2 separate regions of the Mus musculus genome follow, and region 2 is linked to region 1. The links are chromatin loops, found by intact Hi-C in ENCODE. Cell type or tissue: left cerebral cortex. All regions are shown on one strand.

The links. Peaks named below come from ENCODE experiments on the same cell type or tissue, not always from the same donor. Only the 100,000 strongest peaks of a DNase experiment are listed, where the experiment ranks them.
Region 2: it touches region 1 in a loop (3-fold over the local background); 5 of 42 quality-filtered maps call a loop at or near these places.

Annotation. Positions count from the first base shown.
Region 1 is chr3:127,156,452-127,164,451 of GRCm38, reverse strand. All of the region lies in intron 1 of Ank2 (ankyrin 2, brain), which reads left to right. It overlaps Gm16958 (predicted gene, 16958), which reads right to left and starts at 3,147. Exons shown (of 3, transcript NR_105030.1): 1 at 3,037-3,147. In left cerebral cortex, no CTCF peak of the experiment used is centred here; DNase peaks (open chromatin) are centred at 2,979, 3,356, 4,314, 6,397 and 4 more places; H3K4me3 peaks cover 5,841 bases; H3K27ac peaks cover 6,366 bases.
Region 2 is chr3:127,010,441-127,018,440 of GRCm38, reverse strand. Ank2 (ankyrin 2, brain) reads left to right here. Exons shown (of 48, transcript NM_001327938.1): 15 at 1,428-1,625; 16 at 5,104-5,202; 17 at 5,670-5,768; 18 at 7,390-7,587. Among named protein-coding and RNA genes, the nearest start is that of Gm25501, 9.1 kb to the right of the region's middle. In left cerebral cortex, CTCF peaks have their summits at 3,092 (motif pointing left) and 5,718 (motif pointing right); DNase peaks (open chromatin) are centred at 696, 2,667, 3,012 and 5,719; H3K27ac peaks cover 2,968 bases.

The sequences.
Region 1 (8,000 bases):
TCTTAGGTTTGTTTTTAGTTACCAAACTGAAGTTTAAAAATGTGAACATTGCCTGGCATAAGAGAACAGGATAGTGAAGCTGCTACTGGCTAGGTTTCCAAGAGGGTCTGCAGTGAGGGTAGGAAGAACTAATGAAAGAAGTAAATGTTTGTGACAACAGGCGCTGCTCACCTTCTGCTGTAGCATGTGGGGTTCCCTTTCCTACTGAGAAGTCTGCAAAGGGAGAGGGTATTATGGGATGACAGAAGCAGATCCTACTGAGGTAGTGGGAAAGGTCTCTTCTAGAAGAATCCTCAGTCACCCCCAACTGACAGAAAGACCACGGTAGGAGGCTCAGCCACGTTCCATTAGGACTCAGATTACTAAGCTAAAAGGACATCCACAAATCAGGTGTGGCTTGCTTGCTCTAAACCTTTTTTTTTTTTAAAGATGAGGATTTAGAAGACAAGGGAATGCCAGATGGCACCAGGAACAGGCAGTGCTGGGTTCCTCCTGCTTCCCAGAAGCACCCTTGAGTAATGATGGCTTTGATTTCAGGACAGAGTAGAGGACATGTGTGAAGGGGAGATAACTAGGAGATAACTGTGGCTACTCTTGCCAAGCAGATAAACGAATTGCCCCCAAATCTGTTAACTTCCCAAGAAACCTGGGCAGACACCTTTCCAGGGAAGGGCCATGAGGGCTGAAGGCAAGCTGAAGTGGATAGGGTTTTCTGTGTTTTGTGGATCTGATTCTCAGCTGTGGGTGCCAGAGGATGATAGCCCTTCTTATATAAGAGACATAATCTGTTCTAAGCTGGCTGACCCTGGAACTAACACATCACTAATAACATGTGACCTCATGCCAGGGTAATTATTCTCTGCTTCGAACCAACATTTGAATCAGATGAAGAACCAACGTGTCTGCACTACCACAGAACTCGTTTGCCAACTGCTGCCTTCAGCACAGTTTAAATGAAAAACAAAAATTGTAAATTATATAAGCCAAAACATGTAAGACCAAAGTACAAAATCTAGCATTTTCTCATAAAACCAAACCAAACCAAACCAAAGCCTCACTAGTGTACTCTCTTCACACACTGGGGCAAAATGAGGCTTTGTATCCTTCATTTATAAACACAGAGTTTGTTATTAAAAATGTTACGTTAGCAGAGCGAAGAGTTTCATTATAAACATTTTCTAAGAACACTTTCAACATTTTTCTCTACTTATAGGATTTATGTAGAATCAGATTATATTGTTTTCCTCCCAGTTGCTACAGTGTTCATAATTTTTGTTTCTCTAAAATACGAAGGTTGAAGAGGAAGGACCTTCACAATCCATCTGGATAAAATTTTCTAGCTATGACTTTGTCCAGCTAGAAAATGAGACACCGAGAGTATTCAGTCAGCCCTTGCTAAAATTTTAGCAAACTTAGGAAAATTGAACAGTGTTTGTAATTGGAGAATTCCAGCTTGAGCTTACAGGTGATTTTCTCCTCCCTGCTGGGTATAGTGGGAGCATCTGCATTTTATACACTATGTTCTTCCCCTGTATTTCCATACTGAGCATGTAAGAGAACATCCAGAAATTCTAATTTTACTTGATTTCATTCCGTTGCTTGTCACGTTCACGGGTAGGTTTAAAACAGCGTTGCGAATTTCAAAGACGCCTAACTGGGTACCTGCGTGTCCCTCTTAGAGTGATGGAGGATGGTTTTCAGGGGTGCTTGCTTTCTTCTTTGCGGTCCTCTACTCCTGCTTCCTCAGGGTAACCTCGCCAAAGCCGGCTTATACAGCGCTCACTGACATACAGCCCGGTTTGATCCCTTGCCAAAGCAAGCTGCTAAGGCGGCCTCACGTGGGTCTGTAAAACCGCACCGGGGAGCCCGGGCAACTCCCAGTCCTTCCCAGACCCGCTCTCTCCCTCTCTGCCTTGCAAGTGGCAAGTCACTCCAGCTCTGCTCCTCTCCTCCCAACCCCGCAGCGTAGATTATTTTCTCCAAATGTACCTTGGAGAAGGGAAGGGCTGAGGGATTTAAGACGCAGGCATCTATGTCACGTGCTGCCCGTAGCAACCGCGGCGGCGGCGGCAGCAGCGGCGGCGCCGGGTCCTTAGCGAGACTGCACCATTTTCTCTCGCCCTGCATAGAGGTGTGGTTGCAAGCGGCAGAGAACTCCCCACCCCCCCTAGGACTTTCACCGAGGTGGCCTCTTCCTGGCTCCGGTCTGAAGACAGACTGTCTGGAGGAGTCCCCCAAGACCGTTCCAACTGGTGATGAGCGCCTAAGGAAGGCTTCTGCAACTATTAGGATGCTTGTCTGCACTCGGGGCCACCCAACTGCTGAGGAGCTCCGGGTCCAGAGCTCCGCCCTCCCCCGGGACCATTGCTGAGCGTGGGCGCTCACCTGTGCATGCCTGTGTGCAGGTGTGGGCTGCTCAGGGGCTCGGCTCGCAACCTAGGGGGACGCTCGAGTGAATTATGGGTGCTGCAGAGGCTGGAGCAAGATTATGACCTAGCTCGGGGGCGGAGTGGATTATTTTGTGAGTGTTCTGTCTGCCAGCCATTGCTCTGCTGGGGGGAAAAATCACATCTCCACATAGCAGTCAAATCACCTGTATTGCTGGGGAGTGGAAAGTTATCCTCTGCCGATTTCGTCTGCCAAAATGGCTCACGCTGCTGCTTCTATCAAAAAAGTTAGAGAGGCTGAACTGGATGAAAAGGAAAAAAATCTGGACAGAGAGAGAAAAAAACAACGGAAAATCCCCAGGGATCGGATGGAGCGGAAAAGAAAGGTATGGAGAACCTCGTGTGCGCCCCCCTCCCCCCACCCCGCGCCCTTTTGTAGCGCCGTGTAGAATCTTCAGCCTTTAGAACTGACAACTTCATCCTCCTTTTTTCCATCCCTCCCCTGCACCATTTCCGAGCACACTTTGCAGCTCAGAGGAGCTCTCGCCTGGATTTGCTGCATTGGGAGGAGATGCCTGAGCAGGATGGAATTCCTTCGCTTTGATCAAGCAAAGCAAAATCCATCATTTCCCTTTCTCTTTTCTCTAACCTCCATTAGATCATTCCGTCTTAAAGCCGAGTTCTCCAGTCTTCCAGATTACTCTCACAGAAGAAGGAAGGGTTTCTGTATGGCCAGAGGGTTGTCCTCTTCGCGTTGCCCGTGTCTACTACTGGACCTCGGGCACTTCTACACCGATGGTATTTTCAATCAAGATCTCTGATTGGGAATAAGCCACAGGATCTGTATACCTCCTTGCCTTCCCGAGTGTTGACATTATTCTACACTAGAATAGACTAAAAATATGGATGCAGTGATCTGTGCTTCTGCATTTTTAGAATTCTTATTTTCTATTATTAATTCTGTAATTTACTTTTCTACTGCTGGCAATTAAGTGGAAATAGCTAGCTCACCAAGGCAGTGAATCATCGACTCTCCTAACAGTAAGCCAACCGCAGATTGGCTGTCTTTCTCCGAAACATGTTTTTTTCTTTCTTTTTTTAAATATTAAATTTCCCTAAAAATATAAATCTTACAAACTGACAGTAATGAGATACTCATTCAGCCAGTTGTCTGGCTGTAAAGAAGTTGTTGTATCTAAACACTTTAATTAACAAACTAGGTCACTGAATAATTTCAGATGACAAATGGTATATTACATTAGCAGAATGTAAAAATAGTGTATTGTACACAAGCTCATTTTAAACAGGTCTGGGATTAAGAGATGCAAAGCGACACACAGGTTTGCTAACGCATGTGCTCCAGGGACCATTTCCCTGTTTCCTCCGTGATCGCCACGTTCACCTGTGCATTGAGAAGCCTTGTCATTGCCTCTTTTTTTTTTTTTTTAATTTTAAATTTGAGAGACACCTAAGGAGCCACAGTGAGTCGAGGTCTTCCTTCATCCTGATGCTGTTCCACTTCTCCACTAGTTAGATCAAATGATTACTATCTGGAAACAAAATTAGTGTATTTAGTGGCTTCTCTTCTGGAGAAAATGTAGTACTGTTTATGTGACCTTTAAAATGCCTTGTTTCAAGAGTGCTTGGAGTCTTTTATAGTACCCAAGTCTTACTTACTGGCCATCTTGGTTGGGTGGATTTCCTCCTCTATGGCTCCTACGGTTTTGTTTTTAATCCTCTCCATAGAACATTACTGCCTGAAGCATTTTTCGTGTATTTATATCCTCTTAAATCTTTGTTCCCTCAACTACGGTGTATTATTTCTTGGCGAGGAATACTTGAACAACATCCAGTTGAGACCCAATAACATTGCTTAGCTCAAGTGCCTTGCATCCATTCTCGGGGAGCCGTTAGACTGTCCTGTGCTTGGTTTCCACATGGGGTTCACTGCCATTCTTTCCCTAAACCTCCTTACTCCTGAAAAAGTTGCATCGTTAAAATGGCAAGTGCCAGTACTTGGTGGGAATTTCTCGGTTGCTTGATTGCCGTCTTACTTTAGCTTGAACCTGGCACTGTCAGCAAGATCATTGTTTGCTGGTATAACAGGACAAGATCGTCTGGGCAAATTTAGATATCATTGCCCTAGAACCAGAGTAATTTGACAGTATTTATCTTCGTTCTTCTGTTTTCATATAAACTTCTTCTATGGCAGATGCATGCAGCATTACACAGCACAATAAAGGTTTACCAAACGATGGGGTTTACTTCCAAGCTATAGCAAGTGTCTTTCCTAGATTGACAACTTCCCCTACCCCAAATTCCAGCCCAACCTAGTTTTCAAATGTGATTTGACAAAAAAACAAACCAAACCAAAACAAAACAAAAACAAAAAAAAAAAACAAAAAAAAAGTCCCAGCTCAGATTATTTCTTAGAGCGAAATAATGAGATGGCAGCTCATGGAGGATTGAAAATGCCTGTTACTGGGCTCTAGACTATCATCTTCAGAAATCATTTTAACATGATCATGGTTTCTGCTCATGTCATGTCATAATTGTAAGGTAGTAGCTCTGTTGTAGAACCAATAGAGTATATAGAGTTTCATTTTCATATCTATGGAAGGCTTCTTACCCATAAAGTCCTTTATGCATCCCCAGTGCAGATAAAACTACAGAGCTTGGGGGAATACATTGATTTTAAAAGGAAATTTTACCAAGATATAACTATTGATGTTTAAAATAATTCAATTAGGGTAGCTTTATATTTGGGATTTATTTTAATATGCCTTTGTAAACTTTATAAACTTAATTAAGAAATATTTATTTTGCTTTGTATTGCATAAAGTGTTTACAATAAATTTTAACTCTTTGTAAACTTCAGTCCTACTCTTTTCTTGATGAAAACCCATAATACTAACTTATCGTTTCTGGGTTTTAAAAAAGGCAATGATATGCATATTAAGGAATTTCATTTCAACCTCATTGTCAGCAAAATGTTCAGGCTTCCTTGACTGGATAAGTAGTATTTAAGTGAAGTATATGGCATGTCCATTGTGTTTGTGAAATATGAGGTATAATAAATGAATTTAAGCTTTAAGCAAATGAATGAGTTCAAGAGTGGTTGAAACAAACTAATTTGAACTTATTTGCTCAAAGATAGCACACTGATCTATCATTTGTGGGGTAAGAGGCTATTCTGGTCTAATTAGCACCTTAGTGTTAACTGAATAATCTTCATATGTACAGAGTCTGGTTCCTATACTAGAAGTCTAGTATTTGAGACCCGAGCTGCCAGATGGAATAGCTAAGTATCAGAATTCTTATGCTGGCAAGACAACCTTAGCCCTAAAAAGTAATTCCAAGTATATATATCCATCCATCCATATATATATATATATATATATATATATTACAGCTGCCTATTTCCCATCTGTACTTTTTAAAACTCGAAAATCACATATAAGGAACGCATAAGAGTGACAGCACAGTTGCATTTCTAAAAGCAAAGTATATATACCTAAATGACTTTTCCCCTTTAACCTTATGTTCACCACGACTTGTCAAAGAAGCTTTTGTTCTTCTCATTTCTCAGAATGGACTAACCATTCTTGAGTCTGTCATGTCTACACCGTTCACTAGAATCACAAAGCATGATGTTTTCATACATGTTCAGCATCAACTTTGGTCATATTTTCTGTCTCCCCTTTCCTCTCTCATTCCAACCGGCCCTTTCCTCCTGCCTCTTAACCCCCCATCTACTGTCTTTTTCTTTTAAGCTTTCACATAAAAATTATCTGTCTTATCTAGTCTAGTTTATTTTGATGAAGTGATGAGCTCTCTATCCATTTTCTTGGCACAACTTGTTCTTTATGTTTGAATAAATGTCCATTGTGGGGACTAAAGAGACAACTTAGAGGGTCAGAGCCTCTTGCTGTCCAGACGTGAGGACACGGGCTCTGATTTTGTTATCCATGTAAAGGGCCAGGCCTGGCCATGAGTGCATCTGTAAACCCAGTACTGTGGGGAGCAGGGACATGAGGATCCCTCAGGGTTGCCTACCAGCACAGCTCTAGGTTTAGCGAGAGGCTGTCGCAAGGAAATATTTCTCAAGGAAGTGATAGAAAGGGATATTCATTGTGCCCCTCTGGCCTCTCTCTGCATGCATAATGGGCACCCTTCCAAACATGAACATATGCCAACACACACACATGCACACATGCACTCATACAAGTACGACTAAAAGCTCAATTGTGAACATATACATCATTCTTTTTATCAATTTCTCTCTTTTTCTTTCTTCTTTTTTGATAAAGTCTTACCATGTATCTATGTCTATCTTGGAATATACTATAGAGAAAAGGCTAGCCTTGAACTTATAAAACAATCTACCTGCCTTTGACTCCTGAGAGCTAGTATTAAAAGCATACATTACCATACTCAGATATCTATTTATTTTTAATGAATAGCTCATTGATTCATAATGTTAAAACTGATAGGCCTTTTAGAACCTTTAAAATATAATTTATTAAGTACTGAAGGACCTTATATTGGATACATACATATTGGTCCATTTAACAACTGTATACATTAGACATCTTCTTGATTTCACAGACAAGGAAACTGAGACTCAGAAGTGGATCTTCCTTAGTCATAGATAGCTATCAAGTGGCAGGCTTGGGATTTGAACTTAGATATGCCTGGGTCCAAATTTCACTAGGGAAAGAAGATAGCATGATTGTACCATCAATGAACATTGTAAGTAAACCATTTAAGCTACTAATGTTGCAAGTTTTTCACCTCTATAATGACATTCTACAACCAAAAGAAATTTAAGCATTTTAAGGGTTTGACTAAACAATGCATTTGAGAGAAACTAGATAAACTTAAGGTTGTGATTTTACTATAATTACTTCCATACATTTTATAAGTTTCTTAGGTAATGAACTTTTTGAAGTCAAGATTTGCACCTTAAATCATGGCCAGTTGGCTGCCCATGATAGACTATTGAAATCACTTTTGTTATTTTTTCTTTTTGATCAGATTTCTAAAATGCACTTGTATATTTATATTTATTAAACTTCAAGGTGGTGGTGTATGGGACGCAATAGAAAATAAAATTAGTCTTTTCTAAGTCCCTTTCAAATAATTCTTCAGAGAAACGGAGCACTCTGACCATTCCTTCCCTTTATTTTACCATCATACTGTCTTGGAGGAAGAAGACCTGCTGTGTACAGCTTTGCCTCGAAGAGATGCCCTGGCCAATGTCTTTATTCTTTATATTTTCTATTTGGATTTATACTTGATGGCAATGAGAATACTTACTGGGTGTATGCAATGGGCCAGGAAGGCTTCTGACAGGAGTATTGGAGTGTTTTTAAATAGAATTGTGTTTTATTTATTTGTACTATGAAAGTAATATTTTCTAGAACTTTGAGTTGTTTTGTATGACTAGGTCATAACTCATTGGCCCCTCAGTTATCCAGTTTGGCTTACCATGGTCTCAGTGACCAGGAGTCGCAGCTTTTGTTTTGCAGCTTTTCTGCTTTATCATTGGTTGTTATTAGTCTACTACCGGAATGCTTTATAAGTCAACCTTTGCTCTAGATCTACATATAT
Region 2 (8,000 bases), 150 kb after region 1:
CCATCTTCCTGCATCTGTCTTTGGTGTCTGAGTCGCTTGAATGACCCTGGGCAGTCTTTGAGACCTCACTGCTCTCTTAGTCACTTGTTCTAGAAAAACTGCTCAGCAATACATGTTATGTTTTCTTTTGATATCTATTATGGGGCGAATCATACATGCACCATGCGTGAAAGAAATTTGTAAGTTGTAGGGTTTTTTATAAAATTCCAATTCCATTGGTAAAATAATTGTGTTGCTATTACTTATTAATTTCCTCCTATCTTGAATTCATATGATGCTATTTCACCTCTTCCTATGGGTTTTCTAAAACCTCTTTTATGGTGACTCCCCCTGGAAAATATTATAAAGACACACCCCTTTGCATTCTGAGGGGCACACTCAATTTTATTTTTATAAGTGACAGTAGTTTCTTTCTTTCTTTTTTTTCAGTTCTTTTAACCTCGAGTACACGTTAGAGTCAGGTGATCTCATGAGCCTTGCCGAATATGTCCTTCCTGCCCATTCTCCTCAGCTCCATCCTCTCTGTTTTTAGAGCAAAAACACTTGGCAGAGAGTTTACTCTTTTTTTTTTTTTTGTTGCAGAGTTCCATTTCATGTTTGAAGTCCTAGATGTGCGTTGCAAGAGCATCTGCAATGCTTCCTGGAACAGCATCTCTTTAAATCATTTTACAATGTAGTCTTTATCCACAGCTCTCCGAGAACAAAATGGCCATCCGTTGTGTCCTTGGCTCAGGAGGGAAGTAGAAAGAGCATTTCCAGCTTCCTTGGGTCTTTTCTCTTGATTCAGTTCCCAGAATAAATTTTGCCTCTTGTTGAAAGCTCTTGGAGGAAAATCTAGGTCTTAGGGATTCTGGACTTGATTTCTTTTCTCCTTCAAAATCATGAGTTTGCCTGTAAGTAAGCATAGAGTTGAAGACAGAAAGAATGAAAAGATAGTTTTGGGGTATTCATCAAACAGTTACCAAGTTTATGAATGCACATACATACTTTTTGAAAATCTAAGGAAGGGGCTTAGTGGTTAAAAGCACCTTCTGTTTTTGCAGAAGATTTGGGTTTGATTTCCACACCGTTATAATGGCTCACAGACTGTCTAAAACTCTAGTTCCAGACGATCGGATGCCTCTTCTGCCTTCTGTGGGAACTATACATTCATGGTGCATTTCCATACATATAACTGAACACATAAAATCTTTTTAAAAATTTAAGAGAGTTTTTTTTGTGGTCAAATAGATCACTTCTATAACAAATACAAATAAAGCCATGACAGGGTAATAACAATTATTTTTTGAGAAGAGATTACTACTGCCTCTTCGTACATGAAGATATCTTCCTAGAGGAAGGCACCGTGAAGTGTTTGAGAGGCCTGCACTGCTAATAAGGTTGGGTTTGCCGGGACCTAACTGATTCCTTCTTGCCTTGCCTTGTAGGAGGAGCAGACACCTTTACACATTGCCTCCAGGCTGGGGAAGACGGAAATTGTCCAGCTGCTTCTACAGCATATGGCTCACCCCGATGCAGCCACTACAAATGGGTACACACCACTACACATCTCTGCTCGGGAAGGACAGGTAGACGTGGCCTCTGTCCTGCTGGAAGCGGGAGCAGCCCATTCCTTAGCGACCAAGGTAAGGGGTGGGGGTGACTAAGAGGAACCAAGGCTTCATTCAGCTCCTGAAGAGTCTCAGGAGGGGAAAAATCTCTGGCAGGCCTCTGGCTTGTTTCTGTCTCTGAGTATTTTAGATTACAATCTAAACGATGGGAGGAGGTTGTAAATTTTTATGTCATGTCTTCAAGGAAAATTCCTGCATTACTGTCTTCTATTTCATGTGCCAGTTCTGCTTGGTATAGGTATCCAGAAATAGTAATTACAATTTCATTACTACAAAGCAAAGTTTACTCCCCCCCTTTTGACTATAATATATACATATTCTCTAGAGAAAAAAAAAAGGGGGATTCCCAAATACATTGAATTGTCACCACCAGTGAGGAGAAAATCCTGCCTTAGTGCAATAGTGCAGTTTGCTTGGTGACAGAGCCGAGTGACAGTTTGCTTGCTTATATCCCGCCCTTCCCAGTGCTAACCCCATCACCTCTCATGTGGTATTTCATTTCCTTTGTCCAACTGTGTCGGGTCCTTTTTGTTGTTAAGATAAAATATCATGACCCAAAGCATCTCTTGTGAGAGAGCGATTATCGTGGCTTATAAGTCCAGAAAGGAGCTGTTCCCAGTGTCAGGGATGGCATGGCAATGGGTGGCCCGAGAAGGAACCTGGATGATCACATTACATCAGCACACCAGGAGGCAGAGAAAGAATGGAAAGTCAGGCAAGGCTCCACAGCTCTCCCGAAGAGTGCCCACAACTGGAGATCAAGTGTTCAGATCCCTGAGTCAATGGGGTCCCTTATTCACACCACTGCCCAAATGTTTGCCAGGTTCACTCTCTCTGTAGTTTTTTTTTTTTTAACCGCAACTAAACAGAGCAGGTTTGCAGATCAGTTCATAAGCTGCAGTAACACCAAGCAAAAAGACTAAAGTATCCCAAGCTTGTGTTCAAGGCTCCATGGTCAGACAGGGCAGCTTTTCTGTCTCTTGGATATATTCCACTCGAGACTCACTACATGGGGATGAGTCACGATAAAGCATGAATATGCCCACGTCCCTGGAGCAAATTAGATTGAGCTAATGCAAAGGAACACAAAAACCAGGCAAACAGAATCCTAGACTACGTGAGCCTGTCACAGGGCAAAGTACTTCCACATATACAGTAGCAGTTCACATGATGTGAAACGCCATTTTAGCTGGCTTTCAGTAAATGCCTGAGGCCAAGGAAGTTATCAAGTATGGACTGAAGTATTGCTGTGGCCTCCCTCGGAGCCCTCAGAAGGAGAGCAGTCTACTAGCTATTCTCAACACAAGGCTAATCAGAAAAATACTCAGAAAAATGTTCTGATGTGGGGCTAGAGCTCTAGCTCACTGGTGAAGAACGCTTGCTGCTCTTACAGAGGACCTGGCACTCACAAAGCATCCGAGAAAGCCAACTGCAACTCCGGTTCCAGGGACTGTGACACCCTCTACTGGCCTCTGAAGCAACATGTGGTGCACAGTCACACGGTCAGGCCTCATGTACATTAACATACACAAAATAAAAATAAAAGCATTTTCAAATGTTCTGACATAAGAAGTGGATACATTTTCAAATTACCCCGCCTGAAAAGGTGAATGCATTTTAAAAACCCTTCAAAAAGAAAAAACTCAGAACCTACACTCAGTGCAACCAAGGTGCGATGACTACGGCAACACAAGAGACTTGGCAGCCATCTCAACTGATGAGCATCCAAAGGGATAGAATTAATAGATATAAAAGTAAAGGAATAGAAAGTAGTTTCCTGTCTTTCAAAGATTTTTAGGATTGAAAAATTATCCAATGCCATAGTGCAGTAGAGTAGTAAACTGGACGCAATTGTTACACAGAGCAGTTTAGGACTCAGGAGAGCTGAAGCCTGGGTGACTCGCCATCATTGAAGTCTCTTATGTGTTTATAAATACAAGAAGGAGACGAAGCCCTGATAAGATTCACAGGGAAAGAAGTGGCCAGTGACTCAAGAGATGCCTTCCCGCCAGGATCCTGTCATCCTGCACCAGCTAAGTAGTTTGGCTTGACAAGGGTTTCCAAAAGTACAAAGGAGTCAGTCCAGCCCCAGCTGGACTGTAAGGATAGGCGGTTATTTTCTTCCACCCTATAATGTTGCACCACAGTAGTCTACTTTACCCAAGCTAGCACAATCCAACCCTGTGCTCACGGAGTGCTGGGGGCAGAGCCTCAACAGCATGTCAGCAGGTGAACTTCTATGGAAGGCTGCTAAAGGAAGCCATCCTCCAGCCATTCCTACATTTGTCCCACGCGGGGAAAAAAGCCAGAGAATTCATTCTCATCCAAGAACTTACTAAGACCAAATGCTTACTTCTTTTATATATAAAAAAATAGAAATTAAAATGTCATTTTAATTAAAAATAATTGATCTGCTGACACTTTGAAAGGGCAGTATTGGTTCTTGGGAGATATTCGGTGCTTTTGATGGGGACTTAAATTGTACCCAGTACAGAAGTATTTGCTGGGTTTATTTTTTGGGCCCTGGGGAGTGTTAGAGTTCTCTGACTCCTGCTATTGTTCCAGAAAAGCATGAGGCTGAGGTGTCTGTCCAGGAGGGTGGGTGACATCATAGGGCACAAGCTGTGCCACCTGGAGGTTTCAGGACTGGGACTCATGCTATTTATAGCGTGCTGCTCATTGAAGTGCCTCAGTTGGTTAGGCTCGCAGAACATTGAGGGTATGCATATAAAATGTGTAGGGCAAGCATTTTTTAAAAACAGTGTTAAAGCTTCAGTTTGTGGTTAACTGTTGAGTGCTCATTAGCCATTGGCATACAAGGACAATGGATTTGACTCGAGGAATTGATCCTTGGACAGCATGGTCTTTGGGGAAAGAAGACGAATGTCACTATGTTAAAAACCAATGTTTTTAGTAGAATACCCTTTTTATTTTATTCTGTAGATCATCTCTCTGGCCAGTTTTGCAGAAAGTACATCAGCTGAATCAAATCGTTTTCTTTTCAACCAAAGCTTCATAAAATAATCTAAAACTTAAGTAAACAAATTTGGAATGGAAAGTATAAAAGAGTCTATAAGAAACTGAAGACAGCTATTAATTTGGTCGTGTTTGTTTTAGATGGGGCAAGAGCAAGCAAAGACGTGCCTCCGGTGTTCTGCTTTCCATTCATAAATCAAAGCGGTTTACTGAACCAGTGGAGGTTATGAATCTCAAGTCTATTAATGTCAAGACCCAGTCCCCAAGATTTCAGACACATTTGTTGTTATTGTTGTTTTTACTCCATCAAGCCTAAGAAAGCTCCTACCAGGTTTGGGTAAACCTTATTCCTAACCTGTAGACTTATCCAGGACTGGCAGATTTCATGCCATCAATTTTTACAACTAGAGACTCAACAAAGTTTGCTTAATAGGTTAACAAAAATTTTGTAAGGAATTTAGGGGGAAAATCCCTAATTTTTACATTTCTCTCACATTTCTCTGTCGTCGGACTATAGAAGGGCTTCACTCCCCTGCATGTAGCAGCCAAGTATGGAAGCCTGGATGTGGCAAAACTTCTCTTGCAACGTCGTGCAGCCGCAGATTCAGCAGGGAAGGTAAGGGGTTTCTGTAGCATGTTTTTGTCATCGGATTCTGTTGACTCATTTTTTTTTTTTTAAATCACTCATCAGAAATCAAGAATAATGCACCAGGCACAATTACACCAACTACACAAGTTGGGAATATATGCCCCTAACCTTTGTTGTAGACTGCAATTTAGAAGCATTTTTCCCCCGTGTCTTATCCTGAAGGTCCCACAGCTTCTCTATAGTAAGAATCCTTGTGGTGTACATAGAAATTTGGACTTCTGTTTGTTGTGACCAGAAAGCTGCCCTTTGCTAATTTTCAGCGCAAACATTCTTAATTTTAGTTATGTTTCTAATATGAAAACTATCTTTCCACTGACCATATTAATTAATTAACATGTAATTAATCGATAGCACCGTCCACGCATCCTGGTAGCTTCAGAGCAGCTAGCGCTAATGTATTAATGCTGAGTGAGATTCAAATACCACCTTTACAGAATGGCCTTACCCCGCTCCATGTTGCTGCTCATTATGACAACCAGAAGGTGGCGCTGTTGCTGCTGGAGAAGGGTGCTTCCCCTCATGCCACGGCCAAGGTGAGGACCAGAGCCCCAAATTTCCGGGTGCCATGTATCTATAATCCAAGTATACATGGGCCTTGCTTCTAAATAACTTCCATGAAACAGTGATAATAACTTTTGCTATTGGTAACTTAAAACAAAACAACTGTTTCTACCTATTGCTCTGTCTAAAACCTTTTACTATATAAATATATATGTACATATGTACATGTATACTAATTTTATATATATAATACATATACATGTACACATGTGTGTGTATATATATATATATACATATATGTATATATGTATATATATATATATACATATATATATATATTTGCAATTTTTAGAACCAGCAGTTATCAATAGGGAGTGCATATTAGCTTGTGAAAATTAATCTTATTACTAGCTGTCAGTGTTTTAGATCCTGAGTCATATAACCTGACAAAGGCATTATAGATTTTTCCTCCTTGCCTATAAAACATAACCTTTCATACCTTCATTCCTTCTAACATCAAACTTTTTACTCTGATTTTACAAGGAGTCTCTCGTTTCTTTGTCTTTTAAATGTTTATCTCCATCAACTTCATTGTGGAGAGTTTTAAGAGGGTCTGTAGACTACTAATATCTTCGTGTTGTGTATCTGTCATCTGTATGTAAGCACAGCTCTTACCAAGCCTGGTTACCTAGCAACAGATTATCCACTATCCTCTCAGTTTAGGCTGTTTGCACATACATTTTTAATGTTGAAACCATACATAGCTGTTATGTCTTTCAGCCACTTGTTTGAAAAAATATATTTTAAAATCAGATGTTAGACTTTTTTATCATGATTGGAAAATAGTCATATTACATTAGATTCCTAACAACGCAAATTTTAACCACATTGTGTTCCTTGCCCCGTCACCGAGCCTGGCTTATTCTAGGACTTAAATAGCATTTGCTCAGGGAGAGGAAAGAACACTCCAGTTAGAACCATTTGGGGAAAAATATCCTAACAATACCTTAGAAGTAACTCCATTTGATTCTATGTGGTTAAAACCATATCTGACATAGAATTCCAGTGGCGGGAGACTGGACGATTCAGAGAGCATTATGGATAGATCATAGTCAGCACAGAAGAGGCCATCTTTTGGAGAGAGAAGATTAGAAATGACCAAAGGGTCAGAACACTTGAAGGAATGGGATACTTAGCCTGGATGAGGGAAGCATCTAGAAAAGTTTCTAGACAGAGAAGCAACTCCCCACCGGGTACTGAGGACTATCACGTAGAAGAGGTGCCTGCTGTACTTTCTTTCGTGTTTGGGAGAGAATCCAATTATGGAGAGACTTTCAGATTGGGTGCCTTTCCATCTGGATCTGTTCCAAAGGATAACAGGTGATCCTGTGTCTTTGGTGGCAAAGATCTGGGTATGGTCAGATAGAATCACGTTATAGCTAAGCATCTAAATTAGCTGTCAGCTCACATTTATCTTTTCTGGCTGATTATACTTCATTACTTCCATTGGCGGTAAATATTTGAGCACTTATTAAATGTTCCTCTCTGTGTGCAATGTGTGTGCATGCATGTGTTCTATGTGATGTGATGTGTCTTTATGTGTATCGTGTGTGTATGTGTGGGTCATATCTATCTTTCTTGTTTCTGTTGTAGAATGGCTATACTCCCTTACACATTGCTGCCAAGAAGAATCAGATGCAGATAGCTTCCACACTACTGAACTATGGGGCCGAGACTAACACTGTGACAAAGCAAGGGGTCACTCCACTGCATCTGGCCTCACAAGAGGGGCACACAGACATGGTCACCTTGCTTCTGGACAAAGGAGCCAATATCCACATGTCAACCAAGGTATTCTCTTTTAGACTCTGGCTTCAATCAGGTTCACTACTTAAATTCCAATAGAAACCAAGCAAAGATTATTTCAAACTAAAATGATGTGTGTGTGTGTGTGTGTGTGCGCGCGCGCGAGTGCGTGTGTATGCGTGTGAATCCTCTTTTGTGTGAGTGTGCAAAGGAAACATGGCTGCGTTAAAAAGTCCCAAGATAATAAGGAAGGCAAGCATATGAGAACTAGAAAACCAGGGGTTGCTGCAGTGTGGGTCTTTACTTTGCTTCTCCAGCCAGTTTAGTTATCTCTCTGTACAGCTCTGCTTTCTCAGCATCTCCTTGTGGTGGGAGCATCTCAGGAGGCTAGCCCATCCTCTCCAGGAGTTAAGATCACTGCATTTCCAGCAGCCACACAGTGCCTTACTTTCTGCCGG